Linked DNA regions of Mus musculus: region 2 is linked to region 1. Evidence: chromatin loops called from intact Hi-C (ENCODE). Cell type or tissue: left cerebral cortex. All regions are shown on one strand. Each heading gives the region's core, and the rest is flanking DNA. Links, peaks and the distances in the headings are about the cores only. Region 1 holds the start of Gm39006 (a long non-coding RNA gene). Region 2 holds the start of Snrnp70 (small nuclear ribonucleoprotein 70 (U1)).

Region 1 (8,330 bases), core at 244-8,243:
GTCAAAGGCCGGGTGGATAGTTTCATCCGCGGATTTCTGTCTAAATAGCTGGCCCCATTGTCTGCCTGCCTGAGAGCGGTAGCTGTGAGCGCCCCCATGAGGACATGCTAGGCAATACCTGGTGCTTTGTAACCTCAAGCTGTCAATCAAATCAGACTTACAACCTCTGTCAGTCTGCAGCCTGTAAATGTTTTCATTTATGCACCCCTGACCGTCACTCCATATTTTAGGGGATCCCTCCCCTTTTGTGGGGAAACAGGGTCTCACTCTGTAGCCCTGGCAGGCCTGTCTGGAATTCCCAGAGATCCTTCTTCCCTGGCCTCCCCAGAACTTGGATAACAGGCGCGCGGCATGGCACATTCTAAACGATTCTTAGAAGGCCATCCATCCATACTCAGTCCAGAGAAAGCTGATCAGAGGGTCCCTGCCTCTGCCCTGTGAGACCTCAGCTTCGTCTGAGGAGACACCCCGGATCTGAGCTGTGCTCTCTCCCCCAACTCCTCAGGCTGACCCCTGGGCTCTTTGACTTGGGACGCACCGTCCTCTGCCTTGACTTCATGATCTTCACACTGCGCCTGCTGCACATCTTCACGGTGAACAAGCAGCTGGGGCCCAAGATTGTCATAGTGAGCAAAATGGTGAGTCTGAGGAGGAGGGGCAGAGCAAGGTGGGAGAGAATGGGACCTGGAGTGCAGGGGGGTGGAGCCAGGGGTGAAGGGCAGAATCTCGAGGGACCACAGAGGACATGGGGAGGGGTTGGGGGAGTGGAGTCTGAAAGGGAGGGCCTTGCCTTTTAGTGGCAGGATGTGGACCTGAAGGTGGCCGGGGCTGGGGTGGGGTGGGGTGGGTGGAGGGGAGGGCTTCTGAGGTGGGCAGGCAGGACAAGAAGGGACAGGCCTTTGAGGATGCTGTGTCTAAGACAGGGAGAGTAGCCAGCTGGAGTAGGCGTTCTGGGAAGGGGCGGAGCCAGGGAGGAAAGGGCTGGGTCATTTCACCCACATCTTCCTCTGCTTCTAGATGAAGGATGTATTCTTCTTCCTCTTCTTCCTCTGCGTGTGGCTTGTAGCTTATGGGGTGGCCACAGAGGGGATCCTGAGGCCCCAGGACCGCAGTCTACCGAGTATCCTGCGCAGGGTCTTCTACCGACCGTATCTGCAGATCTTCGGACAAATTCCCCAGGAGGAAATGGACGGTAGGAAAGGGCTCTCCAGCTGAGTCTGCGTCTCTCTCAGTGGGTCTCTGACTGTGTCTCTGTCTCCCATCTCCTCCCCTCTCCCTGCTTCTCTCTGCTCACACCTGCTGTTCCTTTTGCAGTGGCCCTCATGATTCCAGGTAACTGCTCAATGGAGCGGGGCTCCTGGGCTCATCCGGAGGGGCCCGTCGCAGGCTCCTGTGTGTCCCAGTATGCCAACTGGCTGGTGGTGTTGCTCCTTATCGTCTTCTTGCTGGTGGCCAATATCCTGTTGCTCAACCTGCTCATCGCCATGTTCAGGTGTGCCTGGCCTTGCCACCCGGGGCTTCCCCCAACTTGAACCTGTTCAATATGTGCCATGTCCTGACTTTGACCCAGTGCTGGCCTGATCCTGTGCCTTCCTTACCTGGGCTTTGAAACTCGTTGCTATTGTTTTGGCATCTCTGAGGCAGTGTCTTGGAACTTAGGGTAATCTTGCCTCTACCTCTTAGCACCGGGATCACATGCGTGCCTCCAGGGCACTAAACGCTTTTCTTTTGAAGAAGCCCACTTTAGTGACTTGTTTGCAGTTTGTTTTATTTGTGTGTATGAATGTTTTGCCTGCATGTATGTATGTGTACCATGTGCGTGGAAAGTGCCTATGGTGGTCAGAAGAAGGACATCGGATCCTCTGGGACTGGAGTTACAGGTGACTGTGAGCTACCGAGTAGCTGCTGGAAACTGAGTCTGGATCCTTTTGCAAGAGCAGCCAGTGCTCTTAACCTTAGCTGAGCCATCGCTCCAGTCCGGTTTTTTTTTGTTTGTTTGGTTTTGGTTTTTGGTTTTTGTTGCTTATATTCTTGCTCTTGTCGCATGTAATGTGATTTATTTTGTGTGTCTGGTCCTTCAAAGGATCCCCAGTTGCTAGTTAACTGGTTCTTTAAGATTTCTTAGCTGAGTCAGGCCTTTAATCCTAGCACTTGGGAGGCAGAGGCAGGCAGAGCTCTGAGTTCCAGCTCAGCCTGGTCTACAGAGTGAGTTCCAGGACAGCCAGGGCTACACAGAGAAACCCTGTCTGGAAAGAAAACAAAAAGAAAAACAGACAAACAAACAAAAGAGCTCATAGCTGTTAGAATTGCCTGATGCCAGGGACTTCAGTGGTGATTGCCTTTTGGATTTCCGGGAACGGGAGAGGATATATAAGGCCAGCTGAGGCTGAGAAAGGACTTGGGCTTGGGCAACCAGGGTGAGAAGAGAAGACAGTTGGAGACAGTTGAGCCAGGAGAAGCTGAGCTGAGAAGATAGGCTAGACCAGTTGTTACAGTTTGGAGCTGCTAGATTGGGAAAACTGGGAGAAGGGACACACTCACGCAGGCTCTTAACCTAGTGGATCTAGAGCCCAGTCCCTACGCATGCTGAATCCCAGTCGCTCGCTCACGTGGTAACGCATTTATTCCCTATTTGTGCAGAGTCAGGGAGACAATATTGGGGTGGAGACTCTTAGCTGTCTCTTTACGTTGGCATAAGCAGAGCCCTGCCTCAGATTCCTCACCTCTGCTGTCACACAGCCTTAGCAAATGAGCAGGGACCTGGGTCACACCTCCACTCATGACATTGTGCTCACAATGCTGCCCATGTATTGACTTCCCAGGGCATCTTCACAGAGCTTTTAACACAGAGGAAACAACGAGCTATTTGGTATTAAATGGACCCAAGTTGATTTAGTCACTAATGCACACCTTCATTCTGACCAACCACTCATTCTGAGCCTGTTATGCGCCAAACACAAGGACCTCAGCTCGATGCCCGGAATCCGAAGCAGACTGTCCCCAGCTGAGGGTAGATCAGTTGGGAGAAACCTTTGAAGGGGCGGGGCTGGAAACTAGGAGGAGGGCTGGCAGGGAGTTAAGAGAACTGGTTATTATTTGTAAGAATAGGAAACATTAAAAGGAAAAAGAAATTTTAAAAAACCCACACATTTTACAGTCCCATACAGAGGGTCAATCTAAACTCCAGAGTCTGGAAACTTAAGAGTTGATTTTGGGGTTTAGCTCTTAGCTATTGATCATTAGCCCATTTGGAGTTAATTTAGTTCGCAGTGTGAGGACAGGCCCTACTTCAGTCTTTGTGTCAGTTCAGGAGAGTGCATTAAAGACACTGGGCATAAAGTCCTTGTTAGAAACCAGCTGGGCTCAGGATGGTGTGGTGGAGCAAGCTTGTCCCAGCACTCGGAAGGTCAAGGCAGGAGGATCAGAAGCCTGGGGTACATGAATCCCTATATCAGAATCAAACAGGGGATGGAGAGATGGCTCAGTGGTTAGGGTCACTGACTGCTTTTATAGAGGACATGGGATCGACTCCCAGCACTCACGTGGAAGTTCACAACTTCCTGTAATCCCAGTTCCAGGAGATCCGACATCCTCTTCTGGCCTCTGTGGGTAATATGCACAGACATACATGTAGGCAAAATAGTTATGCATGTAAAAATAAATTAACCTTTAAAAAAAAAATCCAGGCAATGGTGGCTCATGCCTTTAATCCCAGCACTTGGGAGGCAGGGGCCAGTGAATCTCTGAGTTCAAGGCCAGCCTGGTCTACAAGAGTTCCAGGATAGCCAGGGCTACACAGAGAAACCCTGTCTCAAAAACAAAAACAAAAACTATCAAGAACCCACTGTAGAATTTTGAAAACATCAAAGCCAGAATGTTGGAGTTGGGTGGCCGTGGCTCAGTCAGTAAAGCATTTGTCTTGCAAGCTCAAGGACCTCAGCTTGATGCCTGGAACCCGTGCAGACTCTTCATCCATTGTATGTATGTATGTATGTATGTATGTATGTATGTATGTATACATGCATGTACACCACATGAGTACAGTGCTGGCAGAGACCAGAAGAAGGCACTGATCTTTTGGAATTGGAGCTTCCATATTAGTGCTGAGAACTGAATGTGAGTGCTCTGCGGGTGCCACGTGCTCTTGCGGTCTCTGACTACTTTATCTCGACTCCTAATCCAGTCCTATGATCAGGGTCCTTTATTGGCTTCCCGTGACTATTGACCTCTGGCCTCCACAGCTACACCTTCAGCAAAGTGCACGGCAACAGCGACCTCTACTGGAAGGCACAGCGCTACAGCCTCATCCGGGAATTCCATTCGAGGCCTGCCCTGGCCCCACCCCTCATCATCATCTCTCATGTGCGCCTCCTCATCAAGTGGCTGCGCAGGTGTCGCAGGTGTCGCAGGGCTAACTTGCCCGCCTCCCCAGTCTTCGAGCACTTCCGTGAGACTGGAGCTTGGTCTGCATGGGAGTGGGGCGGGGGGGGGGGGGCGTTTGGGGAGGGGAGAAGAAAAGCAGGTGGGTGGGGCTCGGGGAAGGTGTCAGGATCTGCACCCATCTGGGGACGAGGCATGAGGAATTTGGTGGCTTTGGGGAGGGGACAAGTTCCCAAGTGGTCCTGCCCTTTGACTCCTGGGACTTGGCCCTGCAGGTGTCTGTCTCTCTAAGGAAGCAGAGCGGAAGCTGCTGACTTGGGAGTCTGTGCACAAAGAGAACTTCCTGTTGGCACAAGCTCGGGACAAGCGAGACAGTGACTCGGAGCGTTTGAAACGCACGTCTCAGAAGTGAGGCGGGGGCCTGCTGTGGGCAGGACCTGCAGGTGGGACGTTCTGTCTTCAGCTAGGAGAACTCTCTCTCTTTTTAGGGTGGACACTGCACTGAAGCAGCTGGGACAGATCAGAGAGTACGATCGGCGTCTGAGGGGGCTGGAGAGAGAGGTGAGGACCTGGGCGTGGGCTGGCGGGGCTGGGACCCCCTGCTTCCCTGCTCCTGCCTTGACTTATTCCTGTCTTCCCAGGTCCAACACTGTTCTCGAGTCCTGACTTGGATGGCTGAGGCCCTTAGCCACTCTGCCTTGCTGCCTCCAGGGGCCCCACCCCCTCCGAGCCCCACTGGTTCCAAAGGTCAGTGTGGTCCTGGGCTTCTGCAAGACATCCCCCCGTGGGCCTTCCCGTTGTTCCTGGGTCCCTTGCTTGGTCTGCTGAAGGCTCTGTTGTCTGCTTGTGTGGGGATGTGTGTAGCTGGCGTGAGTGTGCATGCCTGTGCAGGCCAGGGTTGACCTCTCTCTCTCTCTCTCTCTCTCTCTCTCTCATTCATTCCTTGAAACGGGACCTATCCCTAGGCCCAGGTGTCTCCAGTTGGCTTTGGGTTGCTGTCCCGACACACTGCGAAATCCTTCTGTACCTGCCCCACTCCCCCGTCTTTTGAAGTGGGTCCGGTGTTCACCCCAGGGTGCCACTGTCTCTCCCCGCTCTTTTTAATATGGCTGCTGTGTGCCTGTTCTGGTTTCATATCTGTTGCTAGGATAAAATACCGACCAAAAGCAACTTAGGGGATGAAGAATTTACTTGGCTTATGCTTCCAGGTTACAATCCATCAGTGAGGGAAACAGGGAGAGAGCGTGGACGTTCTCACCTATAACCAGAAAGCTCACAGCCAAAGAAACGCACCAGAAGCCACGAACAACGCTGTTCGCTGGACCACAGCACCTTCCGTCCAGCCAGCTTCAGCAAACAGTTCAGGACTCCTCACCCCAGGAAATGGGGTTGCCCACAGTGGCCTGGGCCTTTCTACACCAATTGGCAATCAAGATAATGCCCCCCAGACATGCCCACAGGTCTATTTGATCTAAACCATCGAGGCTCTTCCTCTCAAATGGCTCAGGTTGACAGAGCTTAACCAGGGCACAGTCTGAGCTCAGGTCTCCTGCTTGTGTGACAGGCACTTTGCCCACTGACTGTGTCCCCTGCACTGCTTCTTTTTGCCATTCTCTCATTTCCTGGGACTCATCACCCACTGTCCTCTCCGTCTCTCTTCCAGACTGAGTGTTCCTGGTGGATGTCTAGGTGTTTGCATCCAGAGAGGGTTCATTCCTCAAGCTGGGCCCAGTCTGCCTCAAGCGACACAACTGGTGGCCTTATCCTCACCACGAATCCCATGCTTATGGGTTGCTGTCCAGACACACTGCGAGTATCACCGAGGGACTCCTTCCCAGAGCAGCCTCACCTTGGGTGAATCAAGCTCTGAGCTGGCAAAGTTGGCCTCTTTGTGGGCCCAGCCACACAGCAGAGGAAGCAGGAGGGTCCTGGGGTGCAGGAACCACAGACCCTACACACAGCTTCCCCACAATGGGGAAATAAAACCATTTGATGAGGATTTTCGCACATGCTTGGCTCCTGTGGAGCAGGTGTGTGATGTTGGGAATCTGTCCTTCCCCAGACCATTGCAGCTGCCGACTTAGACCCAGAGCCTCTGTTTGGGTGGCTTTCCCTGCAGGAGACAGGGGCGTCTGAGCCCCTGCCGCTTTCTGCTTTCCCGTGGGAACATAACAGGGTGGTAATAAAGAGAGCTGGTCCCAGAGGAGGGTGGGCGCTGCTGTCATCTGCTCAGGCAACATACAAACAGATGATGCAGATTTGAGTAGGTAAATGCATATGTGTCTTTAAAAAGTCTAATTAGTGGAAAATTGCAGGCCACACTCACACGGGGGTGGAGGCAAATCCACATCATTATACATTGCAATTTAACTAAATAACCCATAACAAACTAAGACGGTAATGACAAGGCTGAACTGACAGCGATTATTAGTTAAATAGCGAGAAAGCCACCAGCAGCCAACACATCCAAAAATCAAAACCAAAACATCCTCCAAATTGGAGGGATTCCAGCTCCGGGGCCTCTCTGGGTGTAGAGCCATGTTGGAACACGGCCAGACGTACAACCAGACTCTCCCTGGAAATCCTGGGTCCATTCTGCCAACCCAAACGGTCACCATGGTGGCAGTAAGAAGGGGCTAGTGCTAGCACTCACTGACACATGTTGCCTTCTGTGTGGCTGGCCTTGTGTTGTCTGGTTCATAAATCCGACTTTTCCTAGAGTGCATCAAGGGAGGGCAGATCCATTTTTCTTGGGTGCTAGGAATTTAGATGTTTAAAGATTCCTTTTTTTTTTAGATTTATTTATTTATTGTTATATGTAAGTACACTGTAGCTGTCTTCAGAAGCTCCAGAAGAGAGTGTGAGATCTCATTACAGATGGTTTTGAGCCTCCATGTGGTTGCTGGGATTTGAACTCAGGACCTCTGGAAGAGCAATCAGTGCTCTTACCCGCTGAGCCATCTCTCCAGCCCCAAAGATTCCATTTTTATTTTGTGTGTGTGTTGGTGTGTATGTGTGTGTGTGTGTGTGTGTGTGTGTGTGTGTGTGTATGTGCCTGTGCATGTTCGTTCCTGCCTGTGTAGGTCGTCGTATTGATGCCACAATGTATGGATGAAGATCAGAGTGACAAGTTAGGGAGCAATGTTTTCCTTCTACCACGTGTCTCCCAGGAATCAAACTCAGGTTACAGCAAGCATCTTCCAGCACCACGTAATGGTGGCCCAGCCCTTCCCTGGGGGATTCTAGACAGGAGCTCTCTACCACTGGGCTACTCTCTTAATCTCTCTCTGGACTCTAGGAAACTGTGCTAGCTGCCTCCCCAGACCCCTTGAGCTTTTTTTGATCTAGGAACCAGCATATCTCGTCGGCAGAAATGTCACTCCAGATGGCTAAATTTGAGTGGATCTGTTTGTAAGAATCCTTTAAACTCAGTCCAGGAGTTTGGTTCAGGACCCCATGGAGGAGCCTCAATGTCTACTACATCCCTTGGCACTGTGGAGTCCAGGGAAACCAATGCTCATGTGTTAGTACCACTTTCTGAACTGAGAAAAGGCGAGCCCCCTCCCCCTCTCTGATCTTGGAGTCTTATGCCTTTTGGCTGCATCTATAACACAACACTAGACTAACTTGTAAGCAAGGCAAAGTCAAACCCCAGACCTGGCCAGGCAGTGGTGGCGCATGCCTATTAATCCCAGCACTTGGGAGGCAGAGGCAGGCAGATTTCCCGAGTTCAAGGCCAGCCTGGTCTACAGAGTGAGTTTTAGGACAGCCAGGGCTACACAGAGAAACCCTATCTGGAAAACCAAAACCAAAACCAAAAAACCCAGACGTGACGGTGTTGATGAGGAAAATGTACTTTTAGTGAGGGGTGGCTTCCTGCTATAGGAGAATGGGAGCTCTGTAGGTCGGGATGAGAGGAGCCTGGCCAGGATCTAGCTGGGATTTCTGTC
Region 2 (8,330 bases), core at 67-8,066, 91 kb before region 1:
GCTGCCCCCTCTCTCTTTTGTTTTGAGGCAAGGTCTTTCAAACCTATTTGATTACATTAAAATACAACATTCCTGGACCATTAGAAGCTTGAGGGAATTCTTTTTTCCACTTTGTATTTATTTTGTTTTTAGACAAGGTCTCACCATTTAATTTGCTGTCTAGATATGGAGACTAGGCTGCCCTTGAACTCACAGAGTTGCCTGCCTGTGCCTCAAGTGTATTAGGGTTAAATACATGCACCACCAAGACGCTCTTTATAATTTTTATTTTTTTATTTGTTTGAGACAGGGTTTCTTTGTATATCCCTGGCTGTCCTGGAACTCGTGTTCTGTAGACCAGGCTGGCCTCGAACTCAGAAATCCACCTGCCTCTGCCTCCCAGGTGCTGGGATTGAAGCCATGTGCCACCACTGCCTGGCAATTTTTTATTGTTTTTAATTATGTACATTGGTGCATGGGGGGGGACACTTGAGTGCAGGTCGTGGTGTGGGCCAGAAAGAGGGCAGAAGATCCTCTGCTCATTGGCAGCTGAGCCCCAAGGATCCTCCTCTCTAACTCCAAACACAGACTTGGTGTTTGTGAGACACCAGATTCGAGCTCTGGACAGCAACCTCTTTTTTAAAAAAATAATTTATTTTATCTTACATGCATAGGCATGAGGGTGTCAGATCCCCTGGAACTGGAATTATAGACAGTTGTGAGCTGCCACGTGGGTGCTAGGAATTGAACTCAGGTCCTCTGGAAGAGCAGTCAGTGCTCTTAACTGCTGAGCCATCTCTCCAGCCTGAGAGGTGCTGTAGTGCCAGGGAAATGTTAGTCATCTCCCAAAACAAACTGGAGCCAATATGAGGCAACTCACAGCAGGGTCTTTATTCTATTTGAGCTAGCTTTCCCCCCCCTGCCATTCCCCTCCACCAACGCATCAGGAAACACAGGACAGTTTTGGTGGTGGGGGAGACCCAAGGCAAGGCTTTACAGTAAGCAGCAAGCGGCAGGGGGCGAGGGGGGGGGGATAAATGTGCAAGCATCTAATTGAAAAGCTACTGTGGCCTTTAACACAATTGGCTGGTGCTGGGAGTCATAAACTTAATTTCACCTCTGCATTGATGGTGATTAGGCAAGGGGTGGGCTTGTAACCTGGGGGTGCAGGTTTGTTGGGGAATAACCTGGAGATGCTGGTCTTGTTGAGGGTGTAACCTGAAGACACTGGTCTTGCTGGGGATTATTCTAGAGACTGGAGCTAGGCTCAGGTTTTGTTGGGGGAGGGGGGGCAACTTGGAAACTAATGCTAGGTACCAGCCTGTAAGTTTACCTGAGTTCAAACTTAGGTCAGGTTCTCTAAAATGAAGTCTGGACTTGGCCTCTTAGTGCCTAATCTTATTGCAACTTGATATGCTATGTTTGTTTGCTATCCCTGGGAAACCTGCCTTTTCTGCAGGACAACAGAGGAGGAGTGGGAGGGGAGGGAGGAGGTGGGAGGGTGTCTTAGTCAGGGTTTCTATTCCTACACAAACATGACCAAGAAGCAGGTTGGGGAGGAAAGGGTTTATTCGACTTACACTTCCACATTGCTGTTCATCACCAAGGAAGTCAGGACTGGAACTCAAGCAGGTCAGGAAGCAGGAGCTAATGCAGAGGACATGGAGGGATGTTACTTACTGGCTGGCTTCCCCTGGCTTGCTCAGCCTGCTTTCTTATAGAACCCAAGACTACCAGCCCAGAGATGGCACCACCCACAAGGGGACCTCCCCCCTTGATCACTAATTGAGAAAATGCCTTACAGTTGGATCTCGTGGAGGCATTTCCCCAACTGAAGCTCCTTTCTCTGTGATAACTCCAGCCTGTGTCAAGTTGACACAAAACTAGGCAGTACAGAGGGTAAACTTCTGTCAGGATGAGGGAGAGTAAATTAATGAAAGAGCCTAGTACCTTGGCACAGGCCTTTAATCTCAGCATTTGGCAGGTAGAGGCAGGTGGCTATCTGTGAGTTCAAGAACAGCCTCATCTAAAGAGATAATTCCAGGACAGCCAGAGCTAAAGAGAAGTCCTGTTCCCAAAAACAAAAACAAAAAACAAACAAACAACACCCCCAGGAAAAAAAATAAACAAATCAACAAAACGTCCTGAGTTTAAATCCCTACCACTTTTATGACCTGGGAGTGGGAGTGTATGTTAGTAGGAGGGCCAGAATTTCAAGGCCATCCTGTAGTGGCTCATAAAGAGATAGAGAAGGGATGTGTTTGGTGGCTTTGCAACCAGGTGTGTGTGTGGGGGTGCCTCTGCGGGCCCATGCTGAGACATCCCTTCCTCCTGAGGGACCAGCCACACGATGGTATAGTATAAAACAGAGTTTATTCAGGGCATGGGGAGGGGAGCTGAGAGGGTAGTAGAGACAGAGAAAGGCAGAGAGAGAAAGAGTAGAGGAGTAGAGGCAGGCCATGAGCACGTGGGGAGAGAGGCAGGAGGGGAAATGGAGAGGGGTGGGGGTGGGGCAGGAGCAAGGGACGGAGGGAGAACAAGAAGGCAAGAGAGGGAGGAGGGGGCAAGCAGCCCCTTTTATAGTGAGTCAGGCACACCTGGCTGCTGCCAAGTAACTGCGGGGCAGAGCCTAGACAAAATGTCAACACACCCTTCACTACATAAGGGTTCAATGCCATCTTGGGTTACCTTGTAAGTTTGTTTTTGTTTTTTGAGACTTGGTCTCTCTGTCATATAGAGATCTACATCTAGACCTGGAACTGGACATGTAGCCCAGACTGGCCTCAAATTCCAGAGGTTCACCTGCCTCTGCCTCCAAAATGCTGGGACTAAAGTTGTGTGCAGCCATGCACTGCAGGTTGGGGTGGAGATCAGAGGTCAAGGCCCCACCGAGTTTTTGGTTTTCCTCAGTCACTCTCCACCTTAATTATCCAGGCCTTTCACTCCACCTGGAATTAAACTCTTGGCGACTGAGAGGAATCCTCCCCTCTCCATCTTTCGTGCTGGAGTTATAGACAGCGCTCTAAGTGCTGAGATTTTTACAGGTGCAGAGGAGGGGCATGTGGGTGAACTCGGCTCCTTATACAGAAGCCATCTCCCCAGCTCCTCTCTTTGTTTTCCTGAGAGAGGCTTCTCTGTAGCACAGGCTGGCCTTTAAACTACAAACCCTGGGTAGTGGCAAATTCTGTAAACCCAGCACATAGAAAGCTGAGTCAGGGGGATTGCCAAGAGGTGAAGGTCAGGGTGGAGAGGACTTTTTTGTAGAGTTGCCCCAGGTTCCATCCCAAACTCAGATAATCTAGGAGCCTGTAATCCCATTAATATGGGAGTGAGATGGACAGGGTTAGCCTGAGCTGCTCTATGGGCAGTGCACTCTAAAGTTTTGTGTGTGTGTGTGTGTGTGTGGTTTTTCGAAACAGGGTTTCTCCATGTAGCCCTGGCTGTCCTGGAACTACTCTGTAGACCAGGATGACCTCAAACTCAGAAATCCTCCTGCCGTTGCCTCCCAAGTGCTGGGATTAAAGGCCTGCGCCACCACTGCCCAGCTTTACTTTAAAAATTTATGTATGTATGTATGTATGTATGTATGTATGTGTATGAGCGCTCTACATGCCTGTATGCCTCCATAACAGAGAGCATAAAACAGAATAGGGCATTAGATCCCATTATAGATAGTTGTGAGCTATCATGTGGTTGCTGGAAATCAAATTCAGGACCGTGGGAGGGAGCAGCCAGTTGCCCTTAACTGCTGAGTCATCTCTCCAGATCCTTCATTGTCTCCAATGAAGAAGAAAGAAACAAAAGAAAGAAGGAAGAAGGAGAAAGAAGAGAAAATGAAAAAGAAAAAGCCTGGAATTGTGTGCTCTATGCCTTTGATCCCAGCACTCTGGAGGCAGAGGTCAGTGGGTTCAAGGTCAGCCTGGTGTACAGAAAACAGGAAATATATATGTGTGTGTGTATATATATATATATACACACACACATATACACACACACACATATATATAAAAAGATAAAATATACATACTGATACAAAATGCAAAGACATCTTTGGCTATGGTGAAACTTTGTCTGAAAAAAAGTAAAGATAAAAACAACAGAACACATTAAAAAGGAAAAGTAGGGGTTGGGGATTTAGCTCAGTGGTAGAGCAAGGCCCTGGGTTTGGTCCTCAGCTCTGAGAAAGAAAAAAATAAAAGACAAAATAAAAAGGAAAAATAATACAAAACAGATTTATCTTTTTCTCTCAACAATATGAGCTCCAGGAAGAAGAGATGACTTTTTTTTAAAGATTTATTCATTTATTATATGTAAGTACACTGTAGCTGTCCTCAGATACTCCAGAAGAGGGCATCAGATTTCGTTATGGATGGTTGTGAGCCACCATGTGGTTGCTGGCATTTGAACTCGGGACCTTCGGAAGAGCAGTCGGCGCTCTTAACCACTGAGCCAAAGAGATGACTATTTTATCATGAGCCAAACGGTGGCTAGCACATACAAAAATTTTGGGAAAGAGTTCTCTCTCTCTCTCTCTTTTTCCTCCCTGTGACAGGGTTTCTCTTTATAGCCCTGGCTGTCCGGGAACTCACTCTGTAGACCAGGCTGGCCTCGAACTCAGAAATCCGCCTGCCTCTGCCTCCTAAGTGCTGGGATAAAAGGCGTGCACAACCGCTACCCGGGCAAGAGTTTCCTGTCAAATCCAACGTAAACGCAAAGACCCTGTTCATGCAGGCACTTTTTGACAGGCTGCGGAAGGATATGCGACGTGGTGCATCACTTAGACGCATGCGCACAAGGTCCGGGAAGTGTAAGGAGAAAGGGCGGACCTTCCATAAGTGTCTCGCGGTCATAGGCGGTTAGCTAGAGCGCGAGGCTGAGACCGACCTAGGTCCGATCACGCATGCGCAGTACGACAGCCGGGCCGCGGATGTTTAGCCATTTCAGAATGAGTACAGTTTTGGCGCATGCGCAGTGCCCCTGGTAAGGCCTGGACTGCTGTGAGGGTGTCGTTTGACTCGTACGGCGCATGCGCATTGCGAAAGGCGGAGGGATTCGAGTCGTCTCCACTCCCAGTTCTGGTCGCGAGCTGAGGCCGCGCGGGTTGTGAGGAGAGGTCTGGTTTGCGCGCGCTGCGCGGACCACCGAAGCTACCTGACGCGGGCGCCGCCGAAGTGGAAGTCGGAGCGGGAGTTTTTGTTTGTGAAGGGCGGCCGCGAGGCCTGAGGCTAACGTCAGGCTGAGGAGAGCGCCGCGCGGTGAGTGAGTGGGTGAATGAGAGGCCTTAACGGGGAGTGGGGCCGCTACCCACAAGCCCTTGCGGGGTTCCCGAACCCTTTCCCCGCTGCTGTGGCCCGTTTCCCGGGTTAGTGCCTTTGACTTCTCCCTCTGCGTCCCCCATCCTTTACCCAGAGTTCTCTGGGCACTCCAGCCTTCTTTCCCTCAGGATCCCCCTCCCCCAATCTCCTGCGGTCCCCTACCCACAGGCCCTTGCGGTTTGTGTGTTGCCTTTTTTTCTCGCCTTTTTTTTTTTTTTTTTTTTTGGTCGCATCCTGGACCTCTACCCATAATTCCTTTCGTCTCTCGGCTCCTAGATATTTTACGCAGAGGCCCCTGGCTTCCTGGATATTATCCTTATGGCCTCCCTTGAAATCCCTACTTCATAATCTTAAAGGTATGAAGCGAGCAACCTCTAGAGCGCGAGGCTTCGACCTGGGTCCCACACCTCCTACTCCTTTTCCCCTTTGTTTTCTGTTACCAGCCTTAAGTTTTTCAGCTCTTACCAAGAGCTTTTCTTCAAGCAGATGTTGGTCACTCCCTTGACCAGGATAGCAGCATCCGTCTCCAAATCTCACACCTGTTTGTTTGTTTGTTTGTTTGTTTTGGGTGAAGGGGGCCTAAAAGAAAGCAGTGCTAAGTAAAGTATGCTAACATAACGTTTCTGGTCTTAGATTTGGCAAGATGACACAGTTTCTGCCTCCCAACCTTCTGGCCCTTTTTGCACCCCGAGATCCCATCCCATACCTGCCACCCCTGGAAAAGCTGCCACATGAAAAACACCATAACCAACCTTACTGTGGCATTGCACCATACATCCGAGAGTTTGAGGTGAGCATGTTGGGAGGGAGGGTTTAGCTCTGGATGGGGCAGGCTACCCTGAGGCATTCGGCTTCAAAACAGTTTTAGTTGTGTGGTTCACACATGTGGCTTTTACGTTTTCTGATCATGTTTTGTGCTTTTGTGTGCATTTTAATTTTTTTAATTATACTTTTGTATATGTGGGTGTATGTGCAAATCTGTGAATGTCGGAGGACAGCTTGAAAGAGGCCATTCTCTCCATCTTGTGGGTCCAAGAGATGAAGCCTAGGTTGTCAGGCGTGGCTGCAAGAGCCTTAGCCTGCAGAACCATAGTGCTAACCTCTTTTCGTTGAGTTTTGAGATACGGTTTTGCTGTGTAGCTTAGATCTTATGGCAGTCCTTTCTCAGTCATGTAAATGCTGCATGTAATGGGTGTGTGCTTCCAGGAGCGGCTCATTTCCTTGTAGGGTTAAGAATATCTTTTGTATGGATGTGGTAGTCCCTAGCCCAAGTGATTGGCCAAATTGGTTACATTGGCAATTGTGTCTCCACCCTGACTCCTAAGTCCCCAGACAGGGTTTCTCTGTGTAGCCCTGGCTGTTCTGGAACTCACTCTGTAGACCAGGCTGGCCTCAAACTCAAGAGATCTGCTTGCCTTTGCCTCTCCAGGGTTAGGTGATCCACCTCTGTCGATTTTGTTTTGTTTGTGGGTTGTTGTTGTTTTGACTCTTTGGCTGGGGGGTGGGGGGAATACATTCTTTCATGGTCTTGTAGATTTCTCCTTGTCACTAAGGCTAAACTTGAACTCTTGATGCTTACTGTACTCAAAGAGTTAGAATTATAAGTATCTGCCACTAACCCAGAAAACATAATGTTTAACGCATTGGTTAGGTTGGCCTTTAGCAAGAGGTAGCAGTAAGATGAAACCAGTAGAGAGCTGAGTCACAGAATTTATGTTAAAGGGTTTGGAATAAGGCAGTAAATATCAATGCTTGTCAATGTAGTTACTGTTTTTTTGTCTTTAAGAGGACAAGGTTGCGTAGACAATATGATTTAGCAGTAAAAGGTGATTGCTGCCAAGAAATCCGAGTTCTGTTCCTAGAATCCACAATATGGAAGGAGAGGGTATGCTCTAGCATGCTGTCCTCTGATCTCTATGTGCACAGTGATACGCACATACATCCTTAGCTAAATAAACAAACAGATAAATAAATAATGTAAAAGTAAGGTTATTTTTAGAAGAGGATAGTGTTTACTAGTGCTGAACACTATAGCATCTTGCAGTGCTCACAGCTGGGAGCTAGGGGTTTGGCTCTACTTGCTGAGTACATATGACTTAATCTGAGTCACTTGAGCTTCTTGGAGTCAGTTCTTTTATGCAGAAAGTTTGTCATGCCCACCTTCAGAGCAAACCTAAGGAATACTGCCATATAACCACAAGTCTTAGGAGGAACATTCTGATATTGAGTAGGAAAAGCAGAATTTACTAGATAACAGAAAGGTGATTCTTTAGTAATATTTGTCTGCCTACCTTGGTAAACCTCTACTTGAGAAATGTTATTATACAATAAATATTTAATTTAATGGATATAGCTCAGGGGTACCCTTTTTGCAGGTCATGTGCCAATTAGCATTTAATGATAGCCTGGAGAGGTATCATTTTATGACTTGCTATGTCTTTGCAGATTGTCTTGCTTTGGAGGTCTGCCCTGTCCACCATTATTTCAGGCATATTTCTAGCTTTTGGCTGTCTGTAAATCATATTTGGAACTGTGGAAAGTGACAGGATTCTTGGCTATGGAAGGAACTATGCAGCTTTGGTATTATATTTTACAGCTATGACATCTACATCATGTCAAATGGCTATAGGCATTTAGACTGATGTTCTTTTTTTTTTTTTTACCCTGTCCTGAGCTTGCTCTGTAGACCAGGCTGGACTCCCATTCAGAGATCAGCCTGCCAGTTCTCTCAAGTGCTGGTAAAGGTGTGTGCTACCATTGCCCAGAAATTGATGCTTTTGGTAAATACAAAGAAATTGTTTCTGTTTATTTTTTTTTTAAAGACCTTCAAAAATCAGACAGGTTTGTTTGTTTGTTGGTTTTTTAAAAATTATGCGTAGTAGACATAAAGTTACTTGGACTGGGCAGAAGTTTCTGAACACTGGAGGTGTCTCTGTGACTATGCCGCAGGTGTGCGGCAGCCTGGTCAGCATTGGTCCTTGGAGTATACCCAATCTGGACCACTCCTCCCCTTTATAGGGAACTTCTGGCATTTGT

What was found. Hi-C counts contacts between places; a loop is a spot of excess contacts. Peaks named below come from ENCODE experiments on the same cell type or tissue, not always from the same donor. Only the 100,000 strongest peaks of a DNase experiment are listed, where the experiment ranks them.
Region 2: it touches region 1 in a loop (3-fold over the local background); 16 of 42 quality-filtered maps call a loop at or near these places.

What each region holds. Positions count from the first base shown.
Region 1 is chr7:45,301,406-45,309,735 of GRCm38, reverse strand. Trpm4 (transient receptor potential cation channel, subfamily M, member 4) reads left to right here. Exons shown (of 25, transcript NM_175130.4): 18 at 506-638; 19 at 1,018-1,192; 20 at 1,315-1,492; 21 at 4,242-4,447; 22 at 4,656-4,788; 23 at 4,869-4,941; 24 at 5,022-5,127; 25 at 6,044-6,581. The coding sequence ends at 6,048. It overlaps Gm39006 (a long non-coding RNA gene), which reads left to right and starts at 7,376. Exons shown (of 2, transcript XR_882064.2): 1 at 7,376-7,903. In left cerebral cortex, for the core only: a CTCF peak has its summit at 4,272 (motif pointing left); DNase peaks (open chromatin) are centred at 4,297 and 4,706; H3K4me3 peaks cover 365 bases.
Region 2 is chr7:45,392,413-45,400,742 of GRCm38, reverse strand. Snrnp70 (small nuclear ribonucleoprotein 70 (U1)) reads left to right here and starts at 5,001. Exons shown (of 10, transcript NM_009224.5): 1 at 5,001-5,234; 2 at 5,928-6,084. The coding sequence starts at 5,938. In left cerebral cortex, for the core only: a CTCF peak has its summit at 4,359 (motif pointing right); DNase peaks (open chromatin) are centred at 4,903 and 5,271; H3K4me3 peaks cover 2,770 bases; H3K27ac peaks cover 1,365 bases.